2 separate regions of the Homo sapiens genome follow, and region 2 is linked to region 1. Evidence: chromatin contacts called from ENCODE Hi-C or POLR2A ChIA-PET data. All regions are on one chromosome and are shown on one strand. Each heading gives the region's core, a stretch centred on a gene start or an enhancer-like site at or near the end of the contact. The rest is flanking DNA. Distances are from core to core; before and after follow the strand shown. Region 1 overlaps NAV2 (neuron navigator 2). Region 2 overlaps NAV2 (neuron navigator 2).

Region 1 (4,394 bases), core at 913-3,412:
ATGACCTGGTCAACTTAGAGCATCCTTTTTTTTCTAGTTTTCCATAAACATGAAAAACAATAGCATACACCTATTACAACTGAATTTCACATAATGTAATCTTTGTATTATTGTTTAGAAGACTTTTGGTATCTAGCATGGACTCAGATTTATTATTATCAATTCCCATTTTCATATACTACCGAACAAATTGTGGCTTGTTTTGAGGTTTTTGTATCCTGTAATAGTTGATTTTATTGTCGAACCAGTCTTTCAATTCTAAAAAGATGGCCAGTGAATTCATTTTGATGTAGTGTTGATTATGTCCACAAGGTGGAGACATTGAAACACTCTAACCTGAATCTTAGTGATAGCCGACTGAGAAACTCCTGGTTTCTTTAACCATCCAAACCAGAGCCTTTACCTTTGCTTAAAAGCACCGATGTTTACATTTCAGTTCCAGCTTTGCCAAGTTTACGTTTTAGCATGTGTGATAGCACTTAGAGCAAGTGTAGATAAAAAGTTCAGAAACGTAAGCAAAGCACCCAATTACTGAAACTGGAGAACTTTGGTCTGGTTTCTCTTCCTGTTCCTTTTAATGTAGAAATGTACCCTCAGCATGAGGAGAGGTAGCCCAGATGGAACCTAATGCTCCTTCTAGTTGTAGCATTCTAGAACACTTGTTAAGCATGTATCCACTCTGTGGAAATGCATGTGAATTTCTGCTTTGAGGCCAAGTTACCAGTTTGTGTTTACACGCAGAGTTCAGAGCAAGACACTTAATGTCTTTTCTACTCATCATATTCTTCCTATAAACTGGCAAGGTTGTAAATATTGAAAGGCTGGTTATTCTGTGCTTCAGAATGTGCTGAATAAGGCATTGTTGAGGCAATTGATGTAGTGAAAGGGAAATAGACTGGGATATCATATTGGGCAGACCAGGGCTTAAACCCTCCCCAACCTCTTGCCAGCTCTGTGACGTTAGGCATGTCATTTGACTTCCCTGAGCTTTGAAGTGCTACAATTAATATGGTTTTTAAACCTTCAGCTGGATTTCTGTTTGCAGTTGTATCTGATAAAGACCAAAATCCCAGTCGGGGTCTAGATGCCTTATCTCCCTCAAACATCCAGGCGCTTGGAAACAATGAAATGATTAAAGCTTTTGTCCAGATGTTTATTTGGCTTAGTAGAAATGTAGCCTTGATGTATGAGTAATATATCAATCTGTACAGAGGCTCTTTGAGGAAAGTTCTTGTAAAAGTTTATAGTAAGTTTATTTAGAAAATCTGATATGGAAGTAAATTCTGGTTTCTAAAAACCTAAGACCTCTGTTTTTAAAGTGATGCTGTACTTCGGCTTGGCATAACAGCTATTTTTTGATGCCTCTAGTTCATTTTCTGTACTGGTGTGTGCATGTGCACCTGTGTGTATCCTTCAATTCTCCCTATGGTAGGGCTGAAATTACTTTATTACCATATTACCATGTAGTTTAGCTAAGAATTAAGGGCAAATGCCTCTTACACTTTGTGTGTGTGTGTGTTCTTATATTGTGCCTGGTATATACCAGGCATGTCTAAGTACTTTACAGGTTGTTATCTGATCTCACTCATCCCTTTTATTGGATTGATAAATTGGGCATTGGCTGTAGTGGGGAGGAAATTAAAATAACAGATGAAATTTCTCTTACTAGGTTTTGATCTGTGAAGTCAATCTTCTACTCATATTCTAAAAATTCAAAGTGCCATATGGTACAGAATAAAATTAAAGGGGCAGACTCCACGTCCATATGTTTGAAATGATTTTTTTTTTCTTTTCAAAGGAGGCACTGAGTTGTGTAATGTTCCAAAGTATAAGTAGATATCCCTTTATGGACAAAAAAATGACCCTTTAAATATAACATCAGAAGTTTCTCCCTCTCAGAACCTTTGATGGCTTCCCATTGCCTGTGGGAACAGATCTGAATGCCTTAACTGACTGTGGAGGCTCTTCATGGCCTTTGCCTCATCTGCCTTCGCTGACTTGCCCCCGGCCACATTTCCCTTCACACACTCCAGACTTCCCACTGCTCTAGGCTACCTGCCACCACCAAAAGCTGGTTCCTGCATTTGCAAAGCCCTGCCTCTGGTTCCTGCATTTGCAAAGCCCTCCCTCCTGGGACATGCTGCTTTCTTCCTGGAATTCCTTTCCCCTCATGCCCATCTGACTAATCCTGAAGAAAATGTCTCCCCTGTGATGTCCTCTGGGATTCCCCCAGTCACAGTTAGCTCAGTCTCACGTGTTTCTGGTAGTCTTGGTTCACACCTACCCTTATATATAAGCGTTTCACTTTGCATGGGAAGTGTCTGAAAGCCACTGGATGGTACTGAGGAAAGAGTATGTTCTTAAAAGGCAGACAGACTTGAGATTTAATCCTGGCTCTGCCAAGTGAACTGGAACAAGTTCTTAACCTTTGAATATTAGAGATAGAGCTTGAAAAGAACAGGCAAGAATCTGAGATGCACAAGAAATGTGCACGCGCGCGCGTGTGTGTGTGTGTGTGTGTGTGTCTTTCTCCACTAAACTTGGAGTTCCTAGCAGGCAGACAGCACTCATTATTTTTCTAAACCCAGAGACTGGGACTTAGCAGGTATTTAATATTTTGAGAATGGTCTATTCTTGATGCCTACTCTGGCAGGACCTTATGCTTATATAACTCGCTACCACACGCTATGAAGCTCAATGGTTCTATTTACAGAACACTTGGAGAAAGCCAGCTTAGCCTGTGGTGTCCATCTAGTGGTTGATAGAGGCTGTGGTCTCAATTCCTTTTCACTGTGAGTCATTGTGTTGGTTTAAAGCTCCTGGCTGGTGATATTTAGGGCTAAGGATGTTGGCTTTTGAGAATGAGGCTGATCAATAGCCTAGTGTAGAGAGAAAACAGGATGTAAGCATTTGGTCTTCCACAGTGGCTTTTTAGGGGCTGCTGTCTTCCCTCCTTGGTGGCAGGAATTACTCCATCAACAAATATGGGCACAGATGCCTGCGGGGAGACTCCGTTCTTCAGAAATTGAGGAACTCATTCATGCTGAATTAATTAAAGTCATCCCTCAGTATCCATGAGGGATTGGTTTCAGGACCCCCAGAAAATACCAAAATCTGTGGATGCTCAAGTTTTTCATGTAAAATTGCATAGTATTTGCATATAACCTATGTAGATCCTCCTATATACTTTAAATCATCTCTAGATTACCTATAATATCTAATACAATGTAAATGCTATATGGATAGTTGTTATACTTTATTTTTGTTTGTATTATTTGTTCATAAGAGGGTGCTTCGTGCTCTCATGCATCATTTGCATGTATAATACCTTGTATCTTTTCCTTTATTGCCTGTCAGGTCATCTCCTCTCTGATTCCATCCAAGCAGAGGTAGTGACCTTTCTGTATGCTTCCTTGTTACTTGCTGTATCTGTATTAGCACTGGTAGCACTACATCAGAATTGGTTTATTAGTGTTTGTATGTATGTATGTGAGTATATGTGTGTGTGTATATGCATGTGTGTGTGTGTATGTATGTGTATATATATGTGTATATATGTGTGTGTGTGTATATACATATATATATACATATATACATATATATATACATATACACACATATATATATATATGGGATAGGAAAGACAAAACCCAAACCTGTTGTAAGTTCTAAAGGTTAGGGTCAAATCTGTCTTGAATGCTCCTGTATCTTCATTGGCTGGCACTGTGCCTGCCTGTTGCATAGTAAGCAGTCAATAAATATTTGTTGGCTGGGCATGGTGACTCACATCTGCAATCCCAGCACTTTGGGAGGCTGAGATGGGGGGATCATTTGAGCCTAGGAGTTCAAGACCAGCCTATGCAATATAGTGAGACCTGTTGCAACAAATAATTTAAAAGCTGTTCATGGTGGCATGTTCCTGTGGTCCCAGCTGAGGTGGAAGTATCACTTGAGTCCAGGAGGTTGAGGCTGCAGCGAGCTGTGATTACACCATTGCACTCCAACCTGGGTGACAGAGCAAGACCTTGTCTGAGAAAAAAAAAATGTCAAATGAATGCTACAACTAACTTTAAAAATGGCAAGGCCAACCATATTCCGCTAAATGAATTTGTGCCTATGATTGTAGCACCATTGAGTTTGAGGACGTAGCCACATGTCTTTCTTCTTCTGGGCCCTGTCAGTTTAGACTGCCTCTAACCCTGTGAGCTTGACATTGTCAATACAAGAAAAAGAGAGAACTAGGGGCATTTGCCATGTGGACTGATGGAAGATAGACATGCCCCTGTTCATCTCTTCCTTCTTTCACTGAACATTATGGGACAAATGTGTGAGGTATTTCTCACCAAGTCAGCATAGAACATAGCAGACAGTACCCTGAATCAAAGGGGGTAGAT
Region 2 (4,394 bases), core at 1,167-3,666, 49 kb after region 1:
GAGGGCTGCGTTCTTAATGATCTGGAATAAAGGGGTAGTGAGCAAAGCCAGCAAGCTGGGGGAGCTAATGGGAGCCCTGGCCTTGAATGTCCCTGCAGGAAGTCAGCTAGGGAGGCTTCTGTACACAAGCAGCACTTGTCATGCTAATGACCCAGCCTCTCTGGTGCCACAGAGGTCAGCTCTGAGACTTCAGGTTTGAGCTCCACTGGAGAGCTGGGACGAACGCTTCCTCTCCCTCCCTCATCCACTGCTCTGTAGCACGTCCTTGTGTGCTGCGGTTCCTGGCACTGTCTCTCTGCTCTCACTGCTACTGTCCTGCTGTGCCCGTCCTGTTACCCAGCGCATCATCCCAGCACAGCCACAGTGATCCTCCTGAAATGCAGATCTGATCCTGTGTGCCACCTGCCTGCTGAAAACCCTTTGTGGCTCTGTGTCACATACAGGATAAAGTGCAAGCCTCAGAGATGACCCTCCAGCCTTGGCCCCTGCTATCACACCCGCCTCGTCCCCAACATCTAAGCCGGCTGCACCAAACACTTGGCAGTCTCTAGCACGCTCCGGGGTATTGTAAACCTCCATGCCTTTGCCCCCTGGGATGCCCTCTCCTGACCCTTCTTTGCCAGGCTAACACATCCTCTTCCTGGATTCAGCTCCAATGCCCACTTCTAGGCATCTCAGGCCTAGTAAGTCCCTTCCTCAGGGCTCCCAAAGGACCCCGTGCTATCCTTTATTTTAAGTCTAACCAAATCTTTACCTTCTTTTTTCCTATTTTCCCTGTTGCTTGGCTTGAAGACAGGGATTATCTTATTTATCACTGGGTTTTCAGGACCCAAAAATATGATGTCTGCCACATAGTCGGTGCTCATTCAGCACTTACTGAAATGAACTCCAGTTTTAGATGGATGGGTTATCTCTCTCCATCCAGAGACCTTGGCTTTTTCACTATGAACACTGTTGTTTTTCTCACTCTCAGGACTGTCTCAGCCCTTAGCACAGTGGGTGACACAGAGTAGGTCTTCAGTAAACATCAGGGCAAGCCACCGCATGTTCTCACTCATAGGTGGGAATTGAACAATGAGAACACTCGGACACAGGAAGGGGAACATCACATACTGGGGCCTGTTGTGGGGTGGGGGGAGGGGGGACGGAAAGCATTAGGAGATATACCTAATGTAAATGTCGAGTTAATGGGTGCAGCACACCAACATGGCACATGTATACATATATAACAAACCTGCACATTGTGCACATGTACCCCAGAATCTAAAGTGTAATAAAAAAAAAAATCAGGGCAAGCCTCCCTGAGATGATGTGGGGGTGTGGCTGTCCCACCTGTTTTAATCCATTCAGGCTGCTATAACAAAGTAGCACACATTGTGTGGCTATAAGCAACAGGCACTTCTTTCTCACAGTTCTGGAAGCTGGAAGTCCAAGGTCAGGATGCCGGCATGGTCGAGTTCTGATGAAGGCCCTCTTCTGGGCTGCAGAAATTCGGACTTCTACTTGTACGTTCACATGGCAGAAAGAGGGCAAGCTAGCTCTCTGGGATCCTTTTTATTAGGCACTAACTTCACTCACAAGGGCTCTGTCTTCATGACTAATCACCTTCCAAAGACTCCACCTCTAAACACTATCGCATTGGGGGTTAGATTTCAATGTGAATTTGGGGCATGGGAAGGGGAATTCAGTCCCTAACACCTCTCATCAGGCATAGTACTTGCTGGGAACTCCTTGTGTAAGAGGTGCTTTGGGGACACAGAGGCCTGGAGTGGAGCCTTTTTCAAAGATCCCAAAGCCCTCTCTCTATCTCAGAGATCAGGTCGTGAGCGACTAAAGGAAGGGACAGCGCAGTCAGGGAGATGTCAGTGCGTTCAGATTCAGAGGGCAGAACAAGAGCACTGTAGCATGGGTCAGAAGGAAGGCTTCCTGGAGGTGGTAGGCTTTTAGCTGGACCTTGGAAAACAGGTGGGAGTTATAGGTGGTGAGGGAGAGAAACAGCAGTCCCGGTTTGGTAGAAAGGAAGACAGAATGTGCGGGAGGGATGGAGAAAAGAGACTGAGCCTGGGGAGTTTTGTTCTCTGGGAAATCCTATCGTTGAAGGCCAACCACTTGTTTTCCAGGCCAGTAGGTGCCCCACTCTGATACTCAAAGCCACTGTAATAGCCACCTCCGGTAGCTGTGTTCCACTGTGCCCTTCAGAAGTAACCTACCCCAGCGCCCCTGGAACTGTCTGTGTCAGGGGTCAGCCTTGTGTTCTTGGAGAGAAGCCTTCCAAAAACAGACTCTGATAGGTTGAAGCAAATAGCTGACTTATTCATAGATGCCCTGGGGCTCACAGTATTAGAACTGGCCACCTCCTAATGATTAAACACTACACAAACACCCAGTGACCAGATTACCCCACCATAAATGGGCTGTAAACCAGAGTGGACAGTGGCTGTTCCACCAACTGGGAGGAAGCGAGGCTACAGAAATGCTTTCTGTCCTAAGCAACTAGCCCTTCAGGCAGAGCCCAGAAAACAAACGCAGACCTTTCCTGCACCCTGGGAGGGAAGTCGGAGAGGGGAAAGGTGGGATTCTGAGGTCACTGAGAGTGGAAAATGACAAGTACCTCCCTCCCCTCCCCTGTGCTAGGTGCTCTAAACATGCTGCACATTAACTTACATCATAACCTGGTGAGAACTGGCAATTGATCAGGATGGATTCGGATGACATCTGTATTGAGGGTCTATTTTATCTGCATATCCATTTATGAGGGGAAAAACTATGGCCACTACCCTTAAGTTAGTTGATACAGCTGATTCAGAGAGACTAGGTCTTTTGTCCGGAATCACACAGCAAGCAAGTGACTAGAAACAGGACCAGAATCCGGGTCCTCTGACCCTGCAATACAAGCCTTCTCCATTATCTGAAATGATTATACTGAGCGACTCCCAGGGGTAAATGACTCAGCGTGCCAGGTGTGGGACACTGCCTCTCTTGTTCTACCCACACCCACTTCCCTCCATCTCTAAGTTAGTTCTACTTGAGTTCAGCAGGTAAAAGAATCACCCCTGCTCTGGTTTGTTGCCTCTCCAGGAAGGAAGCAACTGGACCCTATTGGTGGGAAAGGTGAGAGATTCACATCCACCTACCTGCACACCTCCCACTGTTCTGGACAGGCCAGACCAGGGCTGTGGGCATGAAGCAGACCCTCACCAGTCTCTAAGAGCTGGGGATGAGAACAAAGCCCTTCCTTATTGCTAGCCTGAATTATTGGGATCTGTTGCTCTTATTCTTCAGTAAGAAAAACAGCCATTCTGTTCATTGGATTTGGATGTTCTAGCTTCTGGTTTTGTTAAATTGTTAATAATACTATCTATTTCTAGTTACTGCTAGAAAGTATGGAAGGCTCATGTGAGTTCAGGAATATTTGAGAAGAAAACATCTTAGGAAAATTGCATCCAGTCTGCATAAGCCCGTTCTCTTAACTTGCTGGTGAACTCCTGAAAATTGGTTCCCAAACACCAGGGGTCTTTAAACTCCAGAGATGGAGACACCTCCTGACCATCCAGAAGCTCACCTGGAATTCCTAGTAGCAGATGTTATTACACTGGTCCTACATTTCCCTCCATATCACCTCAAAAGGCTTAATTTGCTATTTTGTATGTTCACCAGAACAGTTAGAATTGTGATGCCAAAAGGTGGTAAGCTTGCCAGGCTAAAATATCCTCAGGAGGAATCTTTAATTTCACAATCCATGTTTCTGGTGTAATCCACACCTTTTTTGTGCTTCAGTTTCCCTTTCTGTCAAATGGGCATGTAAAGTCCTGGTCTCTCCTCTCCCCACTGCCGTAAGTCAATACTGGCGAGGAGCTTACAGCACCCCTAGGAACCCAGGGGCATTGTAAATGCAGGGCTCTGGCCAGAGAAGCCTGGCTTCTCTCTGCTGCCACTGAAGAAGTGACTGCAGTGGGCTCTGATGCTGGGCAGTTTTGGTATTCTGATCAGGTTACAGTGACTTTTTTCAGAGGGGCTCAGTCCTGCCATTCTCACATAAATTCCCTCTCCCTCCCAGTGCCTTAGTGTAACTTAAGGGGGTGCTGAAAGAAGATAGCACCTAAATCCACTGGGTTGCTTTTCACATTACAAACATGAAGCCCTCATCATGGACTACACTGGCCTTGGTTGTTGTTCCAGACACCACCAGATGTGTTTTAGGGAGTCAGGGTTTCTCGTCTGCCATTCCTTTTTTCCAATCCTTCTTTTGGTGCAAGACCTTGAACCCAAGGCAGTATAGCACAGTGGTTAAGAGCAAAGGCTCCAGAATAGGGTTCAGCTCAAATCCCAGCTCAGTCACTTGCTAACCAGTGAATGACTTGGAGTAAATTAATGCAGATAGTAAGAAGTGCTTC

Evidence for each region. A loop is a pair of places that touch in the nucleus more often than their neighbours do. ChIA-PET counts read pairs that join two places held with the same protein, here RNA polymerase II (POLR2A). Pooled maps may share reads with other maps.
Region 2: a loop to region 1 is called in a map of HepG2, with 7 times the contacts of the local background. The contact joins two enhancer-like sites. A Hi-C loop is called at or near these places in 10 of 168 maps with a recorded cell type or tissue (CD14-positive monocyte, Caco-2, Calu3 and 7 more) and 6 of 50 pooled maps. POLR2A ChIA-PET finds 5 or more read pairs at or near these places in 5 of 52 experiments (A673, HepG2, MCF 10A and 2 more).

Annotation. Positions count from the first base shown.
Region 1 is chr11:19,951,358-19,955,751 of GRCh38, forward strand. All of the region lies in intron 10 of NAV2 (neuron navigator 2), which reads left to right. Among named protein-coding and RNA genes, the nearest start is that of NAV2-AS3, 28 kb to the right of the region's middle. Within about 2 kb of position 2,163, at least 5 of the 41 ENCODE cell types and tissues checked have a DNase peak (open chromatin) inside an H3K27ac peak, as active enhancers do.
Region 2 is chr11:20,000,580-20,004,973 of GRCh38, forward strand. All of the region lies in intron 11 of NAV2 (neuron navigator 2), which reads left to right. Among named protein-coding and RNA genes, the nearest start is that of NAV2-AS3, 21 kb to the left of the region's middle. RefSeq lists enhancers at 1-91, 92-960. Within about 2 kb of position 2,417, at least 3 of the 41 ENCODE cell types and tissues checked have a DNase peak (open chromatin) inside an H3K27ac peak, as active enhancers do.